Linked DNA regions of Homo sapiens: regions 1 and 3 are each linked to region 2. A link is a loop called in an ENCODE intact Hi-C map of the cell type or tissue named here. Cell type or tissue: dorsolateral prefrontal cortex. All regions are shown on one strand.

Region 1 (8,000 bases), 61 kb before region 2:
ATTATATCAAAATGATTAAAATGCAAAATGTTATGGTGGTTACAGGAATAAGCTTCCACTGTCTAGAAAATTTATTTACTGGAAATAATTCAGTTCCCAAGAATCCTGAATAAACAAGGGAATAGAAAATTTTATTTGGCCTTCTGCTAGAAAGAGGTCTTTCAGAATAAATGCTTTCAGTTCTTTTAGGTATTTCTGGACATTATCATCTAATAATTCTAGATTCTCCTAGTCAAGAATTTCCATAGAGTCTAGGAAAGCCCACAGCATTGATGTTGACCTATCTAAAGGAAATTCATTTAATCTACATCTACTTCTCAAGTTTCCTGGGTTGTTTTGTTTTGTTTAAATTTGGTTTTGCTTTTGTATTTTTAATGGGAAATGAATGCAAAATCCAACCAAGATGATCCCAGAATTTCAGCAAGTCAGGTCAGACAATCAATTAGTAATATTGGCAGGAGGCTCGCTATATGGAAAACACTGTAAAAGGCTCTCTGGCATTTGAACTTTTCAGAATCTGTTATCTATTTGCACTGTCCAAGCATATAGATGATCTTTCAAAGCCACAAACTGGTAGGGCCACTTAAATAAACTGAGTAATAGCAATAACCTCTGCCATTTGTTGAGTACTGTGTGCCAGGTCCTGTGCTAGCAGGGACTTCTGGCATCTAGCCTAGGAGGTGGTGCTACTATTATCCCCACTGTACAGATGTGAACTGAGGCACAGAAATGTTAAATAACCTGCCTAATGTCACAAAAGCCAGAATGTGAACCCGTGTAGTCTGGCTCTAAAGCTCATGCTCTTGCCTACTACTCTATCCCTCTTCTGTTGGGACACAGAAGGCGGAGAGAACTGATGGAGTGGGGCTCAGTCAGGAAATGTGCCTAAAGGCAGTGGGGTTTAAGCTGATTTTTTATGGACCTTTATTGCCTTTATTGTCCATCATCTCTGCTTTGAGGGCTATCACTAATCATTATTTAAAAAGTAAGAGAAAATAATTTCAGAAAACCTGAGTCACCAACCATCTCTGACAGAGGGCTAAGTAACCACAAAAGAGCCACTCCAAGGAAAGCCCCTGGCTCCTCTACAACGCTGATCAAGAAACAGTCATGCCATGTGTGTAAAATGGAACACTACATCACCATTAAAAGCATTATGTTTGGGGCCAGGCGTGGTGGCTCACGCTCGTAATCCCGGCACTTAGGGAGGCCAAGATGGGCAGATCGCCTGAGGTCAGGAGTTGAGATCAGCCTGGCACATGGTGAAACCCTATCTCTACTAAAAATACAAAAATTAGCTGGGCATGGTGGCACACACCTGTAATCCCAGGTACTCAGGAGGCTGAGGCACAGGAATCACTTGAACCCAACAGGCAGAGGTTGCGGTAGCTGAGATCATGCCACTGCACTCCAGCCTGGGTGACAGAGTGAGACTCTGTCTCAAATAAATAAATAAATAAATAAAAATAAAAAAGAAGATTATAGAAGAATAAATCTAAAAGTTAAAAAAAAGAAGTTATGATGTCTGGGAGGCTGAGGTAGGATTGCTTCAGCCCAGCAGTTTGAGGCTGCAGTGAGCTATGACCATGCCACTGTACTCCAGTCAGGGCAACATAGTGAGAACCCATCTCTACCAAAAAAAAAAAAAAATAGCTGGGCATGGTGGCATGCACCTATAATCCCAGCTACTTGGGAAGCTGAGGCAGGAAGATCACTTGAAGTTTAGGAGTTTGAGGCTGCAGTGAGCTATGATCATACCACTGCACTCCAGCATGAGTGACAGACAAAGACCCCATCTCTAAAAAAAGAAAAGTATGGTATTGATTGATATTTATTGGTAGGATAGATGTCCATGCTATGTTGATAAATGTAGTATGATCCCAGTGAAAAATCAAGATACAGGTGCACATATGGTCATAGAAATAAGACCAGAAGGATGCATGCCAAAACATCAATAGTATTATCCTGAATGGTTGAGATGTCTTTTAAAAAAAAGTATTTCCATTTTTTCTGAATTTTTGTAATAATCAAATATTATTTTCATTGTCTAAATGAAAAAAAAAAACATTCGAAAGCATTTCCTTTTGAGAGTAGAATATGGCGTGAAGAAGAGAAAGTGGCATGCTCCCAAGGACAAGGAAAAAGAACATGTGGAGCAATAACTAGAAACTTTCCATACACCTTTCACTAAACTTATTATAGCACCACCAGAACATAAAAGTTTATTTTCCTTTTCATTGGATAAACTGAAATTATCCTGGCTTCACTGCAGTTAAAATTTATATCTGCTGGGTTTCTGTATGCTTGGGTTTTAAACAGCTCAGTATTCCGGTTTTACATGACTTTACATGAAAGTTTCAAAGAAGCTGTGCTATATTTGAAACTGCCAACAGCCCTGCAGGGCATCAGGGGCTCCTGGAGCGGCTGCCTGTGTGGCTGCTGTGCCCACATGAGGCAGGTTCCTGCACGAGGGATCTCAATCAGGATGTACAAGCCTCACCTTGCAGACCTCAGATGGCTGTCACCACTCTGCCCCGCATTTGCCACAAGTGTGTTTTTCAGGACTCACCCCCGCCCTGTTAAACTTTAGTAGGATTCACAAAGAATTAAAAATCAAAAGTCACACATTCCATTTTTCATTGTGGTAAAATACACATAGCATAAAATTTGCCATTTGTGACATTTAGTATATTCACAATGTTGTATAACCACCACCTCTATCTAGTTCTGAAACATTTCCATCACCCCAAAGAAAGCTCATACCCATTGAGCAACCACGCCTCTTTCCTCCCTCCTTCCTAACCCTCCTCCCTACCCAGAATCTGCTATCTCTACAGATTTGCCAGCTTCTGGATATTTTATATAAATGGAATTATGTAATATGTATTCTTTTGTGATTGGGTTCTCTCAGCACATTTTCAAGGTTCATCCATGTAGTAGCATGTATCAGGACTTCATCGTTTTTCACGGCTGAATTCTTATTCATTGTACTATCATACTATTGTTCATTATATGAATGTGCCATACTTTGTTTATCCACTCATACATACATGGACATGTGGGTTACTTCCACCTTTGGCTGTTGTGAATAGTGCTGCTATGAAAATCTGTGTACAAGTTTTGTGTAAACACCTGTTTTCAATTCTTTGGGGTATATATACCAAGGAGTGAAACTCCTCAGTCACAGGTAAGTCTGTTTAACCTATTGTGGCACTGCCAAACTGCTTTCTGCACACTCTATTTTTGCTTAGCAGCAGCCACAAAAACATAGGTACAACTTCCATCAAGCATAGCCCTTCCTCACCTAAAATGTCATACTGAACTTGAAATAAGATCTGATAGCAAAATCTGATCTCAGTACTTCTTGACCAATCATTTCAGGGAAATAAAAATGTATTTTAAAAGGCAGTTGTGATTGTATTGATCTTGTGTCCTGTGATTATTATTACTAATCTTGAAGATTTAGATAGCAAGTTACCTTTGCCTTTAGCCAACATTGCACTACATTCCTGGCACTAATATTTTATACAGTATAATACTATAATATCACAGTATTATTTAGTTAATCTTATAAAGGATGCTGCCATGATTTTCTCTTGACTTTAGTAACTAAAGTCATAAGACTCAAAAAAATGCCAAGATGCTCTAGGGTATTGAGAATTCTACGCAGAATTCTGAAACATGAAACGCTAAACAGCTTTATAAGACATAATTCCATTAAAGTCATCCAGTAAAATGGTGAATCAAAATTTCCTTTTAAAGCTCTGAATCTCAGGGTATTTTCTTACTTGTTGAATCATTAAAGTCTAAGCAATGTCTTTCAAATAAACTAAAAAAAAATTAGTTTTAGCATAAACAAGGGCTCAAGAGCCTAAGCCTTCAGACCCTAAGGCATACAACAAAATCTAGTTGAGCCTAAATTAAGCCAAGCAGCAGTTTTGGCGACAATTAGGTAGCACCCTTTCTCATTACTTTCAATTTGATATTCATCAAATAAAATGTGTTTTGCTTCCTGTAATCAGAAGCTGTGCACACCTGCTCATATCCTACCCTCCCTCAGGCTTTCTCTTACACTTGTGGGCCTAAGCTGCCCATACAAAACAGAAACCCTTGCCGTATTGCCACTTATATTCCAGCATGTCATACTGTGGTTTTGTTCATTGTTGAATCTGCAGCTAGAGTATTGCCAGACAGTAGAGGGTGGTAGAGATAGCTGGTAGAATATGTGTCAGAGGAAGGAGAGATGGCAAAATACATCACAGAGAGTCCGACACAAATGTCTGACCAAACAGGTTTTGCTACAGGCCTAACTAGAGTTTAATGCCATGTACAAAGCTCTTCAACTTCACTGGAGAACAAGGCCACCATAGATGGCCACTTCACTTTGGCTTCATACTGCCCACCTCCAGAGGGCACAGTTATAGACTTGTGGTATAAGTGGTTTCTTCCGGAGTTATGCAACATGGTGGCCTCACAAGAGAGACCAAGGAATTCCACAGAAAAGGAGAAAAAAGGGGTCACTGTAGACTATCAGAAAACTACTCCAGCTGAGGTCACAAGCTTGTTTTCAATTGGGAGGCAGTCTGGAAAAAGTGTGAGCTTTCAAATTACATTGACTTGTATTAAAATTCTAGTCCCACTAATTCACCAGTAAATGGGAACTGTGGTAAACTACTCAACTTCTCTGAATCTGAGTTCCTTATCTGTGAAATGGGACAAGACCACTTGTGAAATAGAATTTTATTTTCCTATAGAAGCCAGGATGATATGTTAAAACAGAAGTCAGATCATGTTCTTTGCCTGTTCAAAACCCTGTGAGGGCTTGCCATCTCTCTCAAAGTAGAACTCAAAAGCCTCATGATGGCTTACAAGGCCTGACATGATCTGGCCCCTCCTCTGCTGTCGCTAGGAATTCATCCTCTACAACCCTTCCCATCTTTCCCTCTACACCTGCCTAAAACAAGCCAGGCACATTTCAACTTCAGAGCCTTTGTACTTGCTGTTCTCTCTACCTAGAATGGAATGTTCTTCCCCAAGACAGTCACATAGGCTGTTCCTTCACCTCCTGTAGGGCATCTTATCTTGTTAGATGTCAGCTTCTCTGTGAGGCCTTCTCTGGCCAACCTTCTTAAAAGTGTGACCTCTGGCCGGGCGTGGTGGCTCACACTTGTAATCCCAGCACTTTGGGAGGCTGAGGCCGGCAGATCACCTGAGGTCAGGGGTTCGAGATCAGCCTGGCCAACATGGCAAAACCCCGTCTCTACTAAAAATACAAAAATTAGTCGGGCATGGTGGCGCACGCCTGTAGTCCCAGCTACTTGGGAGACTGAGGCAGAAGAATCGCTTGAACCTGGAAGGCAGAGGTTGCAGTGAGCTGAGATTGCGCCATTGCACTCCAGCCTGGGCAATAAGAGCAAAATTCCATCTCAAAAAAAAAAAAAAAAAAAAAGTGTGACCCCTTCCTCTACAACTCTGGCACTTCTTAACCCTTTTCCTGCTTTCTTTTCCTCAGTGTCATTCATCACACTCTAACGGTATATAATTACTTATTTTGAAGATAGTCTTTATCTCCCTCCCACCCCCACTGGAGTGTAAGATCCACAGAGAGTAGTGGTTTTTGTCTATTTTGTTCATTGTTGAATCTGTGACACCTTAAGTAGCCCCTGGCACATAGTAAGCTCTCTATAACAAGTAGTCTGATGAATAAATGAAAAATGAGGATTAAGTTAGCAAGATATAAAAAGCATTCAGCATAGTACCTTGAACTATGAATGCTCAATAAATAATAGCAATTTTTACTATTTTCACCATCTCACAATGGAGATAATTTCAAGTTGTATTAAACTGAAAGCACTACTTCTCTTAAGTAAGTTTACCTTGGAGAAATGTGAAATGCTTTTGATGACTCTGAAACCTTAGAATCTATCTGCAGGATATAAAATGAAAATGGCATGCTTGTTTTAAACAGTCATATTCAGGAGTAAGTCTAAAGTGCTAAAGAAATAAACTCCAGGTGTGCCTTCTTTTATACAATGAATAGATCTGAAATGCTCCATAAATACTTAATTTTTAGAAATTGAATTAGATGCCCTCTTTCACTCTCTATTACATATAAAGATATGCTATCTTTATCTTGGTCATTTTAAATTGGCAGTGGCATCTAACATCATAGCTTTAAATTCCTCTAATTTCTGTCAAGTTCTTAATGACAAGCAAGGACACTGAACCCTGAAATAAATAATAAGTCTTTTTTTTTTTAAGAGGCAGGGTCTCACTCTGCACCCAGGCTGGAGTGCAGTGGTGTGATCATGGCTCACTGCAACCACGAACTCCTGAGCTCAAGCGATCCTCCCACCTTAGCCTCCCAAGTAGCTAGCTCCACAGGTGTGCACTACCACGCTTGGCTAATTTTTAAACTTTCTTGTAGAGATGGGGTCTTGCTATGTTGCCCAGGTTGGTCTCCTAGGCTCAAGTGATCCTCTCACTTTGGCCTCCCAAAGTGCTGGGGTTACAGGTGTGAGCCACTGTGCCTGGTTTAAAGAAATCCTTTTGAAACTAAATAATATTTACATACTATAAATAATAACAGCCAAATTCATCTGCCTTGTAAATTGATTTTTGGATATATTTTCTCAAAAAGAAGTACATCTGCAGTGAAAATCATTGACCCTGTTGTCTTATTCCAAATAAATATAAGCAGCTTCATGTTTTCTCTGTATTACTGTTGTATGTAATCTTCATTTCATATCAACTATAATACTATGGTTTTTCCTGTTTTGACATGTAGTGGAATGTACATGGTAATTTTAATTTATTTAGTTTGAAATTCAGTATGTCTTGGTGCACTAGACTTCAGGCCTGTTTAAGTGTAGCCAAACAAAATGAGATATTTTCATGCAGTTAAGAGTAATTGCTGTATACCATTAACAGTCTATTCTTCATAGAAGTATAATTTTAGAAATCCTTTAAAATGTTCATCTATAATTCTTCCATGATTTGGTACAATATGCATTTAAACAAGCTAAAGCAACAGTGGGTTTTTTAGTTTTGTTTTTTAAATTGTGTCAACATTTTTGGTAACTGGTAACAGCAAATGAAGTCTCAATACTGGTGCTTAACTTGCAAGGTAAGCAGAAGGAGTGAATATTCATTTCATTTACAAGCAGAGTTCTTCGTTTTCTACCACTGCCTTTGCATTAACACCCACTTTATGTTCAGGGATTATTTGTCTCCAAGCAAATCCCACCTGTTTGGCTTTTTGTTTTTAACTGTCTCTCACTTGGTTCCCGATGGTTTAGAGGCCTACAAGACCATGGTGAGCTCTGTGACAATCAGGGGGCCTTACATGATGAAGGGTGCCTCCAAATAAACCCACAGGTACTTATTGATCACACAACGGTTGAATACAAAACACAGTCTGTGCCATATTGGTGCTTGTAATCAATTTAGTAATTCAAGACTTACTCATATCAAATAATTATCAGTAATATAATCAGATTCTTAAATCTTTTTGAACACACACTTTAAAATATAAAATTTGGTCCAGGCACAGAGTTTCTTGCCTGTAATTCTAGCAACTTGGGAGGCCAAGGTGGGAGGGTGACTTGAAGCCAAGAGTTCAAGGCCAACCTGGGAAACCTAATGAGACTCCATCTCTACCAAAACGTTAAAAAATTAACCAGGCATGGTAGCACATGCCTGTAATCCCAGCTACTCGGGAGGCTGAGGTAGGAGGATCATTTGAGCCAAGGAGGTCAAAGTTGTAGTGAGCTATGATCGTTCTGCTGTATGCCAGCCTGGGTGACAGAACAAGACCATGTCTCAAAGGAAAACAAAATGGTATATATATATATATATGGGCTTTACTCCATTATAAAAGTAATACATTTCCAATTATAGAGATTTTGGATAATATGCAAAAGCAAGGAAAAAAAAGAAAAGAAAAACCATACACACCCCTGCCACCGAAATATAACCAAGTAAACATCCTGGTACACTCC
Region 2 (8,000 bases):
CAGCCTGGTGCAGCAAGAAAGATATTATCCTGGTTCTCCCTCCTCAGACTAGACAATCTGCCCAGCAGGCTACCGCAGTGATATCTACCCAGATAATAAAGAAGATCTTTATATCCATCAAAAGCTCATATGCTTTAATCTGAAACTATTCCCTCCAATGACTCATAGATCAGCATTAACCTCATAATAATAGCACCAAGTACATTTTTAATAGCAATATATATATAATCAATGTGTCATGTACAATTCCATGTCTCAATTCACAGTTTATTTGTATTTTAAAAAACTATTCTTTGTATGCTTTGTGAAATCATCTTCCTTAGGTTCTTACAGTTTTAAAACCTTGGGTTATTCAAACTCATCTATAAGTCTCCAGCCGAATGTGCTAGTTACTATGGAAACATGGTCCCTGTGTGAGAAGAGCTTGAGGAAAGTGTATTCCTGGCACAGATTGAGCAGTGGACAGAAAGAACAAAATGAGAGACATTTGTGCCTATACTACCATTCTCCAGCCAGGACAACATGAAAAGAACATGGAATACCATCTACAGTCAGTGTTCTGTGGGCAAGTTTACCCAGTGTAGACAGAAAGAGGGACTAAGTCAACTACTCACAAAGAACGGTTTTCCCCTGGGTTCCAGAAACAACACCCTGGATAATATTTCATCTTGTTTACTTATAAGAAAAATTCCCTCTCCTTTTACAATAGGGACATTCTTCCTGCCCGCCTCCTTCGGGTGGCTGTCCTTAAAAACAGCAGTTAGCCATCAAAAGTCCTACCCTGGAACCTCACCTAAACACTGTTCTCGATAAGGGAGGACAGAGTATAAGCTGGCAACCCTCTTATGTGATAAAAATCAGTGGTTCTCAAACACTGGTGTGTCTCAGAATCCACTGGAAGACTTGAGAAAATTCAGAATGTTGGGCCCCTTCCCCAGAGCTTCTATCTCAGTCAGTCTGGGGGTGGGGGAGACACAATAATTAGCATTTCTAAAAAGTACAGGGACCACTCCTGAGAAGCATCAAATCTAAAACTTAAAAATAGAACCCTAAAATCCTTAAAAGTAAAAGATTATTTCTAGAAAGACAAAGGACATCATGTCATAGCAAAGGCAGACTTTAAGACATTCTATATAATTCTTAATCAATTTTTACCACTTTTATAGATACAACATAACTACTGTTCTCTCTCCTTCAAATGTGCTACAACAGCACCTGACCCCAATCAATTTTATGAAATTCAGGATGTCTTTTTCTTCTCCTTCTCCTAGACTTACCACATTCCCTTTATCACTGCTTCTCCCCAGAATCTCCTTATCCATTATTTCCCTCACACAGGACTGTAACCCTTAGCCCACATCCTATTCAAGCACCTACAATGTTTCCCCACCACTTTTCCCCTGACTTCTTTCTCCAGGGCCTGCTCTCCCTGCAGAAGCAAAAAGTAGCCGAGGGCAGTGTCTACATTCTATATGCATGATTTACAGGCAGGTTTTTCTCCATGTCTATTAGGAATACTTCTGAAAGTCCATCATTTAAAATTATATTCAGCCAAGTGAGAAACCTATGGTTACTGAACTCAACCAACCTCTCAAGTGAAAACAACATTAATCACCAAATAACACTTTTAAAAACACGTATAAATCCTTGAAATCTCTATAGCAGGGGTTGGCAAACCACAGTCAGTGAGCCAAATCTACCAGGCCACCTGTTTTTATATGACTTTTGAGATAAGAATGGTTTTTACATTTTGAAACGGTTGGCAAGATCAAAATAAGAGTAATATTTTGTGATATGTAAAAATTACATGAAACTTGAATGTCAGTGTCCATAAAAAAAGTCTTATTGGAACACAGTCACACAATCATTTACATTCTGTCTGTGGTGCTTTCACGCTACAAAGGCAGATCTGAGTGGTTGTGACAGACACCGTATGGCCCACAAGGCCAAAAATATTTCCTATCTGACCCTTTAAGAAAGAGCTTGTTAACTCCTACTCTACATCTTTCCTATTTTCGGGAGACAGATATATAGATAGATATGGAAAGGCAACATAGACTAGAGATAATATTACTTTAGGGGCCTCCAGATGATACTTATTAAAATAAGCACTCAGGTAAGAACCTGTTAATACGTGCATGTTAATCAACCTCATTAAAAGCCTATAATAATGTCTCCCTGGACTTGCAATTAGATGAGCTGCGTGACATCTGTTTCGTCATGAGAACTATGTTATAAACCCCAAACACATTTGGGAAAGATCAGACTAAAATCATGGTTCCCTCAAGCACCTGTCTTTTTCCATAAACTTCTTGAAGTTCCTCCGATGAGGTGTGGGCTTGAGGTCTATGCAGTTACGGAGAGAATCCTCTTCAGAACCAAAACCGTTGTAAGGTGGAAATTTCCTTTCTATTTTTGGAGGAGGAGAAGGAGGCTTGCATGAAACTGAGGTAAAGTTCTCTAGAACAAAACAAAGGCAAACAAAACATCAATATTTTTTTTGCCCTGATTATGGCTGTTTTGAAAGGTTTGTTATGTTTTCAAGATGAACATGGAGATCTTTGTAGACTATTTTAAACTCTTTCAAACAAAACAGCAAAATCCTGTGAGAGTACTTTTCAATCATGTTTACAAAAACCATGGAACTCACTTAATAATCACCATTGGTTCAAAAGTTAAAAAAAAAAAAAAGAATCTATGTCAAATAAGTAAACGTTTATATTTTGTCATCACATTCCCATTTCTGAATATTTTTTGTTCTCCTCTGATTTTTCCAATAATATGAAAATTCAAACTTGAAACTTTAGGCCACTCGTTCCACATTTTAACCTGTAATTTAGCCCTCTCCTATCTCAGTCAACACTCACTAATAAAATTCTTTTCCAAACAGGACTTACTCCTGACTATTCACCTTTATCCTTCCCCATCCACCATCTCCTCCTACTGCACCCTGTATTTGAGTACCCTCCATTGCCTCCAAAGTAACTCCAGGTCATAGTACTTCCCTATGTAGTTCAAAAACAAACACCAAAACAGAACTTTCCTCTCACCAGCCACGGCCCCAGGTAGCTTTTGTTAAGCCCAAGAAAAGACTACAATTGCACTCAAATGCAATGAAGCGAACAAACAAAACAGAAAAAGAAAAAACTTTTAAAATAGCCAACTGCCTACTCTCTCCAAGGGAGTGCTACGCGGTAAATACTGTTGATTTTATTTATATACTTATCATCTGTGAGGAAAGAGAGGTGGAGAGAGAGCTGGTAACATATTTGTAATAGCCTAGGAGCTTTCAGGTACTCATTTGCGAGGCTGTACAATCTCAGAAGCAACCGTGCTCTCCAGAGCAAGGAACATATTGACCTGGTCTATCCAAGTCACTGTGTTTGTCCCCAACATAAATGGCAAAAAAAGATGCCACATCTTTCCTAAAACAAAACAAAACAAACTCCCACAGAATCTATTTTCTACTTCTTCCCCAAGCTTCAGTATGACATAGGTGTTTTCAATCCTGTATGAAAGGAGTTCTACATAAGCAAATATTTCCTTTTCCACTGTCAAAGTTCCCATAGAGGAAGAGTACAAATTTTAGTGCACACCTCCGGAAGAGAAAATGGAGATCAATTTTTCATCCAAGATAACCTAACTCTTAATATTAAGGTGGTTGTTTGGTTTTTGTTTTGTTTTGTTTTGTTTTGTTTTTTAACTGATGATCAAAAGGCTAAGGGCTTGAGGCCACTTCTAACTCTTGTTGAAAACATTTTCAGCTTTCATATGTCCTTAGACTTCCTAGCAGCCTTTGTGTGAAATTTCCCCAAAAACAATCCCCAAAAGAGTATTGTTACATCCTAACAGAGACTGCTTACAGCAGACATGTTTATAAAGGTGACTCAGTGAAAGGGGGGAGCCAGTGTGCCAGTACAGAAGTGACTTGTGAGCTTCAACTATTGCTATTTTTATGGTGATTTTAAAGAAAAGTCTTGGAAATAAAGAGGAGAGTTCAAATCTTGGAATTGGGCAGAATTGCAGTAGACTCTATCATTGCTAACCATTACATCTAACACACCACTGTTTGGTCTTTCATTTCAGGAAGAACATCATAGCCATGGCAGGAGAGCTGTATGTGATTATTTAAAAATCTGGGCCTGAGGAGTTTCTTTCAACAGGAGACATATACATACAACTCTACATACCAATCTAAGCAGTCTAACCAAAAGAGGACACATATTGAATCTCAAAGTAATTAGGACTGCATTCTACACTTCCCCCTAGAATTACAGGGCTTATACCACACTGTTGTTTTCTCAACCATATAATTTTTGCAACAGATTTAAGTAACAAAAGAACCAATTTAGAGCTTTCCTCTGCACCCACAGTGCCATCTAGTGTATAAAAGCTGAGAACTTTTCCACTCCATCATGCCTGACTTTTATACCACCACATACATCTTTTTGGAAACTCTGGCTCAAGATCCAACTTTAAATCCCATTTATCTGGGTAATTTGCATACGTTCACAAAGCTCTGGACTCACAGCTGAATGACAAGTTTCCTCACTTTGGTTTTCCATCATCCCAGCATCCTGCGTGTTTTAGGTGTTCAAAAATATTCATTGAATAAATGAAAAAGTATACATTTTTGTACAAAGCATCTTCCCCAATGTCTCAAGTTGGCATTCTGCTAGATCCTGAGACAGATATGTCTTTTAATTATCTGATTCCTCTAATTCCAAGTGACTTGTCAAAACATATATATATTGAATGCCCATCCATGGTTGACTAGATTCCAACAAATTGGCAGACAGATGATACATATTACAAAGGAGTCTTAATGCTTCTTCGTGGTGATTTTCTATTCACCATCTCAGTGGGAAAGACTACTGGGAAAAGCCTTCAGTTACCTCAACGTTCACTGCTTATGTTCTAGTAGCCTAGAGATGAATACAGGTTTTGGGAGGCTGGAAGCTTAAATAATTTGGGCAAAGCTCTTCTAGGCAAAGAATGTCAAATTACTAAGACAAAGTTAGGCCAGGGCCTTGGATTGGGACCCCTGGAAAGGAAGACCTCTAAAGATTACGCTTCATTAGCTTCAAGGTAAATCCACTTGTGCTTGTATTCAATACCCATGTCAAATGATTTCAATGAAACCTAAATTCGTGAATCACATTATGTTAGAGCTATAAAATCTTTAAGAATCCTCCCATCTCAACCATCTTCATTTCATAGGGGAAGCAAAAGAAACAAAATTGTTAGGTCCATCAGGGCCATGTGATGAGACCAGAAGCCAATTCTATCCTATTGGTGCAATTTTAAGTGTCCAATTCACTCAAATAATCATTAAACACTCATCTTAAATGTCCTGCTGTTCCTAAAAATTCAGAGATGGCCAGAAATGACTCCACAAAATTAAAGGTGCTTTAAGATTTTTGTTGAATCTAAGCATAGCCCAATAAGTGTTCAACAGCAACAAGAATGAACAATCTTGTTACTAGTTTCATTGTCCCAGCCACTAAGAAAAAATAAGAAAGTCCACTGATAGACAAATAATAACCTAAAGCAGAAATTCCTACGTAAGAACAGTTTACATTTGATCCCTGTCCTTTTAGTGAAAGAAACACCTGCTGGAACCCCTAGAGCCTTTTTCAACCTTCATGCTATAGGAAAGATCAACAGACCTCCATCTGCCGGACCGTGTTCATTCACATAAAATAATGAGGGAGTGACATGCTACAGCCTGGCAGGCAAGCCAGGGCCAGCAGGATGGCCAAACTGTCTGATGGAGGGGGTCCCACTGCACTATTAAAGAGAAGAAATCTATGGAATCACCTTCTCCTTAGAATCCTTAAATGTATGAAGGAATCATCTTAAGAGATTGAGTTTTACACAGGAGCTCAAATGTCTCTTGGAATTTTAGCAAGCCCTCCACTTCTACATAAATAGAAAGGTTATCCATGTACCTTTCTTGGGACTGTGGCCAACTCCTTCTCTTTGTCTGCCATTTTTTCTCCCCCAAAATATGTTGGGGTGTCATTACACAGGAGAAGGTACTAAAGCACCAAGGCGGCGTACTGCGTTAGAAATCTCCCGTGACTTCCTGCTAGAGACGCCCCTAGCTGTGTTGCTGCTGCTTGTCAGATCCTTCCTGCGTGCTGCACAGTGGAGATACCCAGGTTTTCTACTGAACACAATTATTGACAAAGGAGGAAATGTGACCACAATTATTGACAGAACCACAATGATTGATGGGACTTTGTCCTGGTTTGGGTTTTAAGGATACCAAAACATAACGCATGTAATTTGGTCAATTTAAAAAATTGCTGAGACCAGATGAACTATAAATAAAATTAAAATGGCAGAAATAACTGTATCTAAGCAACATTAAGGATATTAATTTAACCTTACCAAAAAATCAGGAAAAGCAAATGCAAAGATTATCAGAGAACACTGATTCATTCTCCCCTCCACCTCATCATAGATATAATTTCTAGTCTTTACTTACATTAAGTACACTGTTGTAACACAAGAAATGTTGTGTAATAATAGTGTCTGTTAAATGGGATATTTTAACATATGTTATGAGAAATATAAAAAGTCAGTGTGACTATGAAATGCATCATAATTTTGCATTTGCATAATTTTCTGTTTAAATGCATAATGCTCATGTTATATTAGCTTTAGAGGCACAGACTACTTTTTTTTTACATAATACAATTAGTCCACGGAGTGAACAAAAGAAGTGAACAGAAAGAAATTAGCACAAGGACTCGACTGAAATGGACCATAGGACATTTGAAGCTGATACATTTACCCAGGATGGCTCGATTTGGAGCACACCAGGGAATTCACACTGCCTCAAAAAATTTTCTAGAGAAGCCGTTAAGACCCTAACAACATACTAAGTCCCACCAGTAGGACATTCATTTTCCCAAATGCAACTTTCATATTCTCACCAAGCTGACAGACAAACATCAACCAAAAGTTAGACTTTATGTTTAAGGAATCATATAATGCTTTGGAACACCACATCCTTTATATTAAGGTAATCATCAGGTGTAAGTTACGGTTTTTGGTGACTCATCTTGATATATACATTTAAATTTTCATTCTACACTAAAGACGGATTCCAAACAGGCATCTACATTTATTAAAGGCCAAATTCTTTTCCCACAGTCTAGGGGCCACCAGCAGCTTCTCTATAGCAGCTGCCACCTGCACATTCCTGGCTGCTTCTTGTCCACAGTCCCCAAGGCAAATATGCCCAACTGTGTCCACTGAAGGGGACTAATTTTAGAAAATAAAAAGAGGCCACCAATTTGGCCCCAGTAGGGCCCATACATTTTGACTAATCTGGCATGCAGATGCAGTGCAACAAATTCCCCTAATGAACCTAAGAGTAAAACTGTAAGCCTTTTTCACTCTAACCCCCTTGTGTACTTGATGTGCCTTCTCTCACAATATAAAGATTCCCAGAAGGCCAGGAATACTACACAATGCGGACAACAAGACACATAACATGGCTTCATCTCATTCTAGTGACAAAGCACCTTGTCTTTCAAGAAGCTGCGGTTGCACTTGGCTTCCATCTTGCCCCTCGGGGAAGTGTGTTCATATGAATACTCCAAGGTTCAGAAAGAAGTACAGGACTAAGTACCCACTATCCCAACTCCAGTACCAAACTGGGAGGTCAGCAAGTCCCATCAATTCCTAGCAGCAGCAGGTACCTGGAGCCTCAGGTAGAGGGGAGTTTAACAAATGAGGGTTTATGCTTTAGGTTTCACGTCACATCCTCCGCCAGCTTCCAAGACACTCATAACACGGTGTCACTCGCTGCAGGTCTCAGTTCCCCTTCCAGCCTAGAAACCTCTTACACAACTCTATCTCCTAAGTCTACTACAGTGACCTACATATAGTAGGTGCTTAATCAATCACTCATTTTCATTCTGAACTGAACTAACCTTACTGGAATGGAGTTAATATCTGAGAAGAGAGAAGCTTAAAACCTGGCT
Region 3 (8,000 bases), 410 kb before region 2:
AGATTGAAAACACTTGGTAGTTTCTAGATGTCCATATAAGAGTAATGTTACCATTGTTATTACTTCTTGGTGGTTGCAGAGGCCAAGAGAAATGCCCAGGACATGTGATACGCAGCCTGGGAATCCACGCCTAAGCCTTTCTGCAGGCTGCTGCTCTGCAGAGGACATGGTAAGGCAGGCTAACACATTTCAGGCCATCTTGCACTTTCTGTCAATCTCTTGGTACTGCAAGTTGCCAAAGCTCTCTTTAATCTGTTACATGGTTCCCTTATTAGTCACCATCTTTTGGTGAGCTGGGCCCCCTGTCTTTGCAGCTCCTTTGGACTACTTGGCCATAACACATGATCACATAGTATAGAAGCTGTAAAATTTTGCACAAGATTTAATCTATATCGCTGTTTCCCTTAGTGAATTTCACTATCATAACTTAATTCCATACATTGTCTACCCTCCACTCCCAGCAAAATTTAAAACTAACTGTTACCCACAACCATAGTCACTGTTAAGTTTATCCAGATATGTGTGTGTATGCATAGAAAATATGTTTACTGATTGTACCATATTTTAAGTTCCAAATGGAAACCTTGGAGGCGGAAAATGAATTCATCTCATATCCTAAATGTTGTTCCAAATTCAGCCATCAAAGGCATAATTTTCAGCAAATTATTACATGCCAAAGATCTGCCTGTATTCTCTAAAGAACACAAATGAGCACTTTGGTTTCCAGAATAACAGCATAAGCTTTAGAATGATCACTAGACAAATGTGTTTCACTTACTAGAGAGAAAATTACTATTCTCCACATTTTTCCTTGAAAAAATCTTCCATAATAAGACATATTTGTTTCAAACAAATAAGAAATGAAATGCAGTGTGGGTGGAAGTGGTAGAAAAGGTTCATTAAGCCCACTTCAGAAAGGGCAAACTCACAGAGCCAGTAAACTCAACATGGTAAGTGTGAAGTTCATGTAAAATGGGCAACTGTTCCTGAATAAAAACAAGAGTTGGTCTAACCTGTTCCTGGAGACTTCTGTCTTTATGAGAGAAGCAAGTGTATTCTGGACTTTGATCCAGCCTCCCCTGGATTAATAGGATCGGGGACAGGGGTGTGAAGAAGGGAATATTGAGGACCTAGAGAAGACTGGATACTTCTGGCCTGTTGATTTCCAGGAGATGCCAAGACCTTACACAACAGGACGATTTCCATTTGCTAAATGCAATTATCATTTGCATTTTTTATGTCTCAATATTTCTACTCTAATCCTGTTGCTGTTTCTTAGTACTGAGAGGCCATTTAGACAGAGAGATTAACTGAAATGGCATCGCAGATAGATAGCTATGGTTTCCCCTCTCTGCCTTTGTGTGCATTTTGTGTATCATATTTTCAACTGGATTTCAGAGTTGTCAGCAAGACTGAGGGGTTGTGCCAAATGCCTCCTCCTCTGTGAGGCTGTTTGAGCAATAGCAGCTATGGCAGCAACAAGCAGACAATATATTTGAGAGATGAATCCTCATTCGCATGCATCTTTAGCATTGAAGGTTGACCATATGCAATGCAAAAAGGACTTTGACAATAAGCTTTGTTTCTGCCCACTGGGAAGTAGGTTAAGACCAAAAAGTCCTTTTGCTCAGCTTCTCCAGATAGCTGAAGTTTGGAAATGAACATCAGTATGAAGTTGGACTCTTAATTTTAAGTCACACTACATCTTTATAGTGGCAAAACTCTTAACAGTTCAACCTTCAGACCTAGAGCAGTTTCATGGGTGTTTTACCAGACTTTACTTTCAAATTTCAGACTGATGAAAGCTTCTGAAACAGAAAAATTTTATTTGCCTACATTGTACCAAACCTTAGAATTTTCTCCAACTTCTTCAAAGAGCCCAAAAGAACAAAGACAACCATACACGCATGCACATGTAAACACACAATGAAAGAGAAAGAAACATAAGTCAAAATATAGCAGGATTCCTTAAGAAGTTTTTGTTTTTATCTTTTTCTTTTTAATTATGAAATATTCCTTAAAAGAAAACAATTTTTTCAAGTTACTTCCAAGACATCTAAACAGCTGCCTTCTAAACTATACCAGTGGAAATTAGCATGCCTATTTGTAAAACGGATCAAAAATCTCAGTAGATGTTTAACAATAATTGTAAAGTACTAACAGCTGCATCACTGACTCCAGAAGTAAGGAAAACACCTTCTAAATTATATAGATTTGAGCTGAAGCGATCCCTTTCTCACTGATAATTAAATCCCAATATAGTTTGGTATCACATCTTTTATTTATGAAGTTGTCTTTGGAAAACCCTACTTTAACAACATATAACAGATCTACAGAGCATTAAAAATGAACGCCACTCAGTAGATACAAACATGTCTGACAGATCAGATCAAGACAGAGGCCTGTTCATCACAGCACACTAGGTGTTTAAAGATGCCTATTATGGAGCTGGCATGAACACACTTCCTCTATCAGAAGAACATTTCTATGACAACTACCACAGAACTGGTGATATTGGGAGTCATCCTCTCTTGAGGAAACACACTCTTTCATGTGGGTAGTTAGTCCACCATGAGCTACTGTGCCCTTCCCCTTTTCTGGGTAGCTCCACTTCATTCATTTCAATATCAACCAGTATATCCAAGTTCCTTAGCTTAATGTTACTAAGGTTGCACATAAAACTCTATTTCCCATTATCAGCCACATAAAAAATTTTAAAAGCAGATTCTTTGATAGCAGGATCTGACAATATGGCAAGTAGCATACTTGATACTCTCAAGATTCAGATTAAGAAATACATGCATGTTCCCTGATAAAAAAGAAACAAGGCCCAAATATACTATCTATTTACATGAACTGTAGTTTGCCCTTGGGGACAGTAGTTATTAAAATAGGTAATAGAGGGCAGTGTTCAAATTCCCAAAGTACTGCTTTCCATGACACAGGAGGCAAATTTCTCAACTACATTCTCTAGTATGTGGTAGGAGAAAGAATGTCGAAGTTCTTGTTAATAATTCCGGAAATGAATGTAGCCATCCAAGATGCTTTTTACAGGTCAAAAATGAGAAAAATGACGTATACAAAGACATGGAAGTGGAGATGGTAGAGAACAAGTACTTAGTTTGAGAAGGACTTCTTAGCTATAAGGTCTTCGTCATTATGTATTATCATGTAGCTCTTCACTGCATGTGACTGATCACGAGGAGGCCAAATTGGCACCTTTGTCAAGACTGCAGAAACCTTTTTTTTACAGCATCAGTATTTTTTCAATTTGTCTCATTAGTGATAATTAATTTGAGAGTAAGTTACTACGTAAAACATATACACATATGCATGTGCATACAATTTCTTAAAATGCACTGTTATTTCCCATTTCCTCCAGCAGAGGTCAGAAAATAGCAATACAGGAATACGAAAATCTACGAACCAAGAGAGTATTTTAGAGTGATCTTCTCAAGATAGTATTATAAAGGGTTTGTTAATTGTTCTAGTTTATCTATATTTTCTAATCATATTTTTACAATAAACATGCTTTACTTTTGTCATAATTAAAAAGCAGTAAGACTTATTTTAAATATAAAGAGCATTATTGGCATATGTATTTACCCTGTATTAAGTAAGGACTACTGCTTAACTACTTGTATTTTCCTAACTGCACATAGAGTAATGGAAATAGTGAAAAAGCAGCACATTTGGCCATCACTGTGAAATATCATTTAAGTGTAACATCATTCCTGTAATTGATGACTCAGCAATTTCTCTCAGACAAGGGACTTAATGTCAGGAAAAAACAAAGCATCCTGGACATAGCTCTGAGCTGACAATAATCTCTGCACACACAAAGACAGGCAAGTGAATATAATCTCTGGTCATTTCCTTTGTCTGGAGAAATTTAAAGATCCTAGTGTTCTGAAAAGTCAATCTCTGCAAGCCTTACAGGTAGAATAAGACATAAGAAATCGGTCAAGAAAATCTACATTTAAAAAAACAAAGAACCCAACAAAGGGTGTTAAGAACTGTTGATTGATGTTCAACAAATCACATTATCACCATGGTAGATTTTCATTTCTAATTCATGTGTCTCTTTTTCTCCTAGACACATAGGGAAGGAAGGTGGAAAGGCTTATAAAATAAAATTTGGTATTTTTAGTAGAGACGGGGTTTCGCCATGATGGCCAGGCTGGTCTGGAACTCCTGACCTCAGGTGATCCGCCCGCCTCAGCCTCCCAAAGTGCAGGGATTACAGGCGTGAGCCACTGTGCCCGGCCAATATAAAATAAAATTTGAAGGTCAACCAAAACATTTATTTATAAATTAAGGAAAACTTTTACCCACATTATACCAAATTAAGTAACTGCTTAGTTCCCATTTTATTAAATGTTTCATGATTTATGGTCAGTTATTTGTTTCGATATTATCACTCACAAATAATATGAGGATGTCAAAATTGTTATATAAATCAAAATTGACCGTTGCTAGTTTCTTCTGTCTTCTAAGGGGATGTTTTCTACCAGTGAGGAATAAGTTCCTGTGCTGCTTACTTCCACCCACAGGAGCAAGTGAAGATGAGAGAGGAAAGACTGAAATTGAAAACCTCCGCCAGTTCTTCCATGGGACTCCTGGATGGGGCCCAGATTAGGTGACTGTCTGATTGTCAGAGAACATGAGTGACTTTGTGGACCAAGATGAGGATGCTGGAAAAACAGAGGAGCAGGGAGATGTGAAGAGAGTCTGAGGACCAGCAGCATGGTGGGAGACTGGAATCTGCAGAGAAATGTGACCAGTGAGAAATCCTCAGGGGATGCTTTGATCTAAGAGGTTATTAGAATGAATGTCCAACATTCAGTTCTAATCTGTTTGTATTTCTGCAAATTTAAGAGCCTTCCCCCGCCCACCAAACCCAAGCAAACTTCAGTGACGTTTGCTTTTCACATATGCTTGTGGCGGTCTGAGAAAAATCAGGACAAAGAGGTGAGTGTGAACCCAGGTTGGCATAAGCAAAGAGAAGAAAAGAGTCACAGGCCGTGAGATGTGAATGAACATAGGTATCATGGAAGCCAGAACTATGAGCCACAAATGATCACAGGAATGAGAAACTCAGTAAATTCACAGAAATCTTGGGGAGAACAATGAAGCTTCCTTGCAAAAGACGGGATCTGGGACTTGAACCACTTTGATGTCAATCTCCAAAGAAGAATAACTTTAGCTGATATATAGGCCACAATGATAAAATGTAAGAATATTCCATTAGGCATATTGCAAATACTCTTTACAATGTGCAGTCTAGGGCAGCATTTTAAAAACTTTGCACAGGTTTTTATATAACATAAAAGACTTCCCGGTATTTAAATAGATATTTAATAAATAAAGCACAAATGTTTTTTCTTTATGGGTTTTGTTAAACATTTTACCACATGGAAGATACCACTTCATCAATAACCTTCCTAAATAGGTAGAATTCCCACCTAATTCACCTTTGATAACAGTGAATGAATCTCAGAGTGGCTGAAATACCATTATAAAATACATTTGCATCATCCAGAGATATAGAAGATTCTCTGAGAGAATGATCTGGAATTTGTGTAAGGAAACATCATAGAGAAGTTTTCAAATCCTTCAAAGTCTGGCCTGATCTTACCTTTACATGGTGGATCAGACGCTCAACCTCATTCACTTTGTAGGTCTCCAATCCTAGCTCCTTGGCTAATCTCAAGATACGATTCTGGGTTGGTCCAACATAGGATCCTCCAAGGTCCACATATTTAACCTTTTGGTTCTGTTTTCCCATAGGAAAAAATTAAAAAAAATTTGTAAAAAATGTATAAAATAACAAAAGACAGTCCTGAAATAAGCAAATCGACATTTCACAAGTTATAGATACAGCTTAAGGGTATATCCACGAAAAACTAGATTTTGTTATCAACTCTACTTCATTCACATGACTTAGTTATTAAATCAATCTTTAAAGCAAAATTGATTGAACTCTGAATAGGCAAGAGCTTCTAAACCTCATCATTTACAATATACCATAACATGGCTTGGTTTTTAGTGCTTTGAATTTGTGAGCTGTGAATTATTGACGAATCTCTTTACTCAGTACTTCAGGTGAATGTTGAGGAGCCTAATGCTAGAGAAAAAGCAAGAAAGAAAACGATCACTTCTTATGTGATTTGTTAATCCAGACATTTGAAAATAGCACTAGGGAATATTTGGTCATAATTTGGACTTTGAAATTGCTTTTATGTTTAATAGTATATTTACGTAGTTTTGAATTGGTTTCATTTCCAATGACTGAGGGGCGAACTTTGAACAAAAAATTAGTAGAAAAGTTTCCTATTTCTGAGTATGTCTAAGAAAAACCAGGTTCCTACCAGTTAGAAACACTAGAAATGGTCCTTCTCTTCTGTTTTTGTTTATTTGCGTATTTTTTGTCTAGCTTTCCACTCACTTACCCTTCAAAAATGCAATTTTCACAAGGCATCTTTGTTTTACTCACTAAAGTATTCCAAACTCCTATAGCAGTTGTCCAATAAATTTTCTCAAATAAATGAAAGAAGGATGTTTTTAAAAATTCAGCACCTAATTGTACTAAACCAGCTTCTTTACGTAAAAGGCACTCTTATATGCTGTATTTTTCAAGGAATATGAAGATTTCAAGAACTGGGAGAGATAAGATGTACACAGGCAAAACCTTGTAAAGCAACATATAATAATTGTCCTTGTGTGGAACAGGTAAGTGGTATTAACACAGAAGAAAGGCAAGTAGCTTTTGATTGGAGTAGGAAGGGATGAGATCCTGGAAGTATGTGAAGATTTTGCCATACGACAAAGGTAAAAAGAGATATTTGAGGAACACATAATGGCAAAAACAATGGCCAGTAGACAACAAGGGTTAGATCAAGTTTGAAGGCTTGTGTGAAATCACAAATAACTAGGTCAGGCGGTGTATGTCACAGTCAATAACAGATAAGGCTTTCAGGCTTCTCTGAGTCTCTGGCTCTCAAGACTGGTAAGGTACCCTCTTATGCCTCCTATGGCACCACTCCAAGCTGTCACCCACCCTCACTGTAGCATTTTCCTTGATAAGCTATAATTAGGCAATTACAACAGTCATTGTCCCCCTGAGAGACTGTAAAGTCTGTGGAGCAAGGCCATTTTGGGGGGATTACTGTGCCTGATTCATAGTAGGTACTCAGTAGATATTTGCTGAGGACAAATTCAATTATAAAGGAGATGACTCAAAGTAAAGAATGAGTACAGAGGGCTGGCAAGATGGTCGAATAGGAACAGCTCCAGTCTGCAGTTCCCAGTGAGATCAACACAGAAGGCAGGTGATTTCTGCGTTTCCAACTGAGGTACCCAGTTCATCTCACTGGGACTGGTTAGACTGTGAGTGCAGCCCATAGAGGATGAGCCTAAGCAGGGTGGGGTGTCGCCTTACCTGGGAAGTGCAAGGGGTTAGGGAACTCCCTTCCCTAGCCAAGGGAAGCTGTGAGGGACTGTGCCATGAGGAACAGTGCATTCTGGCCCAGATACTTTGCTTTTCTCATGGTCTTCACAACCCGCAGACCAGGAGATTCCCTCGGTCCTATGCCACCAGGGCCCTGGGTTTCAAGCACAAAACTGGGCGGCCATTTGGGCAGACACCGAGCTAGCTGCAGGAGTTTTTTTTTTTTTTTTTTCATATCCAAGTGGTGCCTGGAACACCAGTGGGACAGAACCGTTCACTCCCCTGGAAAGGGGGCTGAAGCCAGGGAGCCAAGTGATCTAGCTCAGCAGATCCCACCCCTGCACATGTATCCCAGAACTTAAAGTATAATTTAAAAAAAAGAATGAGTACAAAATGTCAGATATATATCATTGATGAATCCTTCCAAAAGAAGAGCTGTGAGTCAGAATTTTATATGTCTTATCTCTCTGGAAATGAAAATACTCTGTAGCTTCTATATCTATTATTCAGATCTTGAATGTATGGAAGTAGGGCATTTCCTTGCAGAGAA

The links. A loop is a pair of places that touch in the nucleus more often than their neighbours do. Peaks named below come from ENCODE experiments on the same cell type or tissue, not always from the same donor. Only the 100,000 strongest peaks of a DNase experiment are listed, where the experiment ranks them.
Region 1: a loop joins it to region 2, with 4 times the contacts of the local background. A loop is called at or near these places in 4 of 110 quality-filtered maps.
Region 3: it touches region 2 in a loop (9-fold over the local background); 26 of 110 quality-filtered maps call a loop at or near these places.

The regions. Positions count from the first base shown.
Region 1 is chrX:44,179,296-44,187,295 of GRCh38, forward strand. All of the region lies in intron 11 of EFHC2 (EF-hand domain containing 2), which reads right to left. Among named protein-coding and RNA genes, the nearest start is that of EFHC2, 160 kb to the right of the region's middle. In dorsolateral prefrontal cortex, a CTCF peak has its summit at 4,214 (motif pointing right); no DNase peak of the experiment used is centred here; H3K4me3 peaks cover 363 bases; H3K27me3 peaks cover 4,259 bases.
Region 2 is chrX:44,239,830-44,247,829 of GRCh38, forward strand. EFHC2 (EF-hand domain containing 2) reads right to left here. Exons shown (of 15, transcript NM_025184.4): 8 at 2,292-2,460. Among named protein-coding and RNA genes, the nearest start is that of EFHC2, 100 kb to the right of the region's middle. In dorsolateral prefrontal cortex, a CTCF peak has its summit at 4,370 (motif pointing left); no DNase peak of the experiment used is centred here; H3K27ac peaks cover 858 bases; H3K27me3 peaks cover 7,601 bases.
Region 3 is chrX:43,833,230-43,841,229 of GRCh38, forward strand. MAOB (monoamine oxidase B) reads right to left here. Exons shown (of 15, transcript NM_000898.5): 3 at 5,639-5,776. Among named protein-coding and RNA genes, the nearest start is that of MAOB, 45 kb to the right of the region's middle. In dorsolateral prefrontal cortex, CTCF peaks have their summits at 3,382 (motif pointing right) and 3,592; no DNase peak of the experiment used is centred here; H3K27me3 peaks cover 5,675 bases.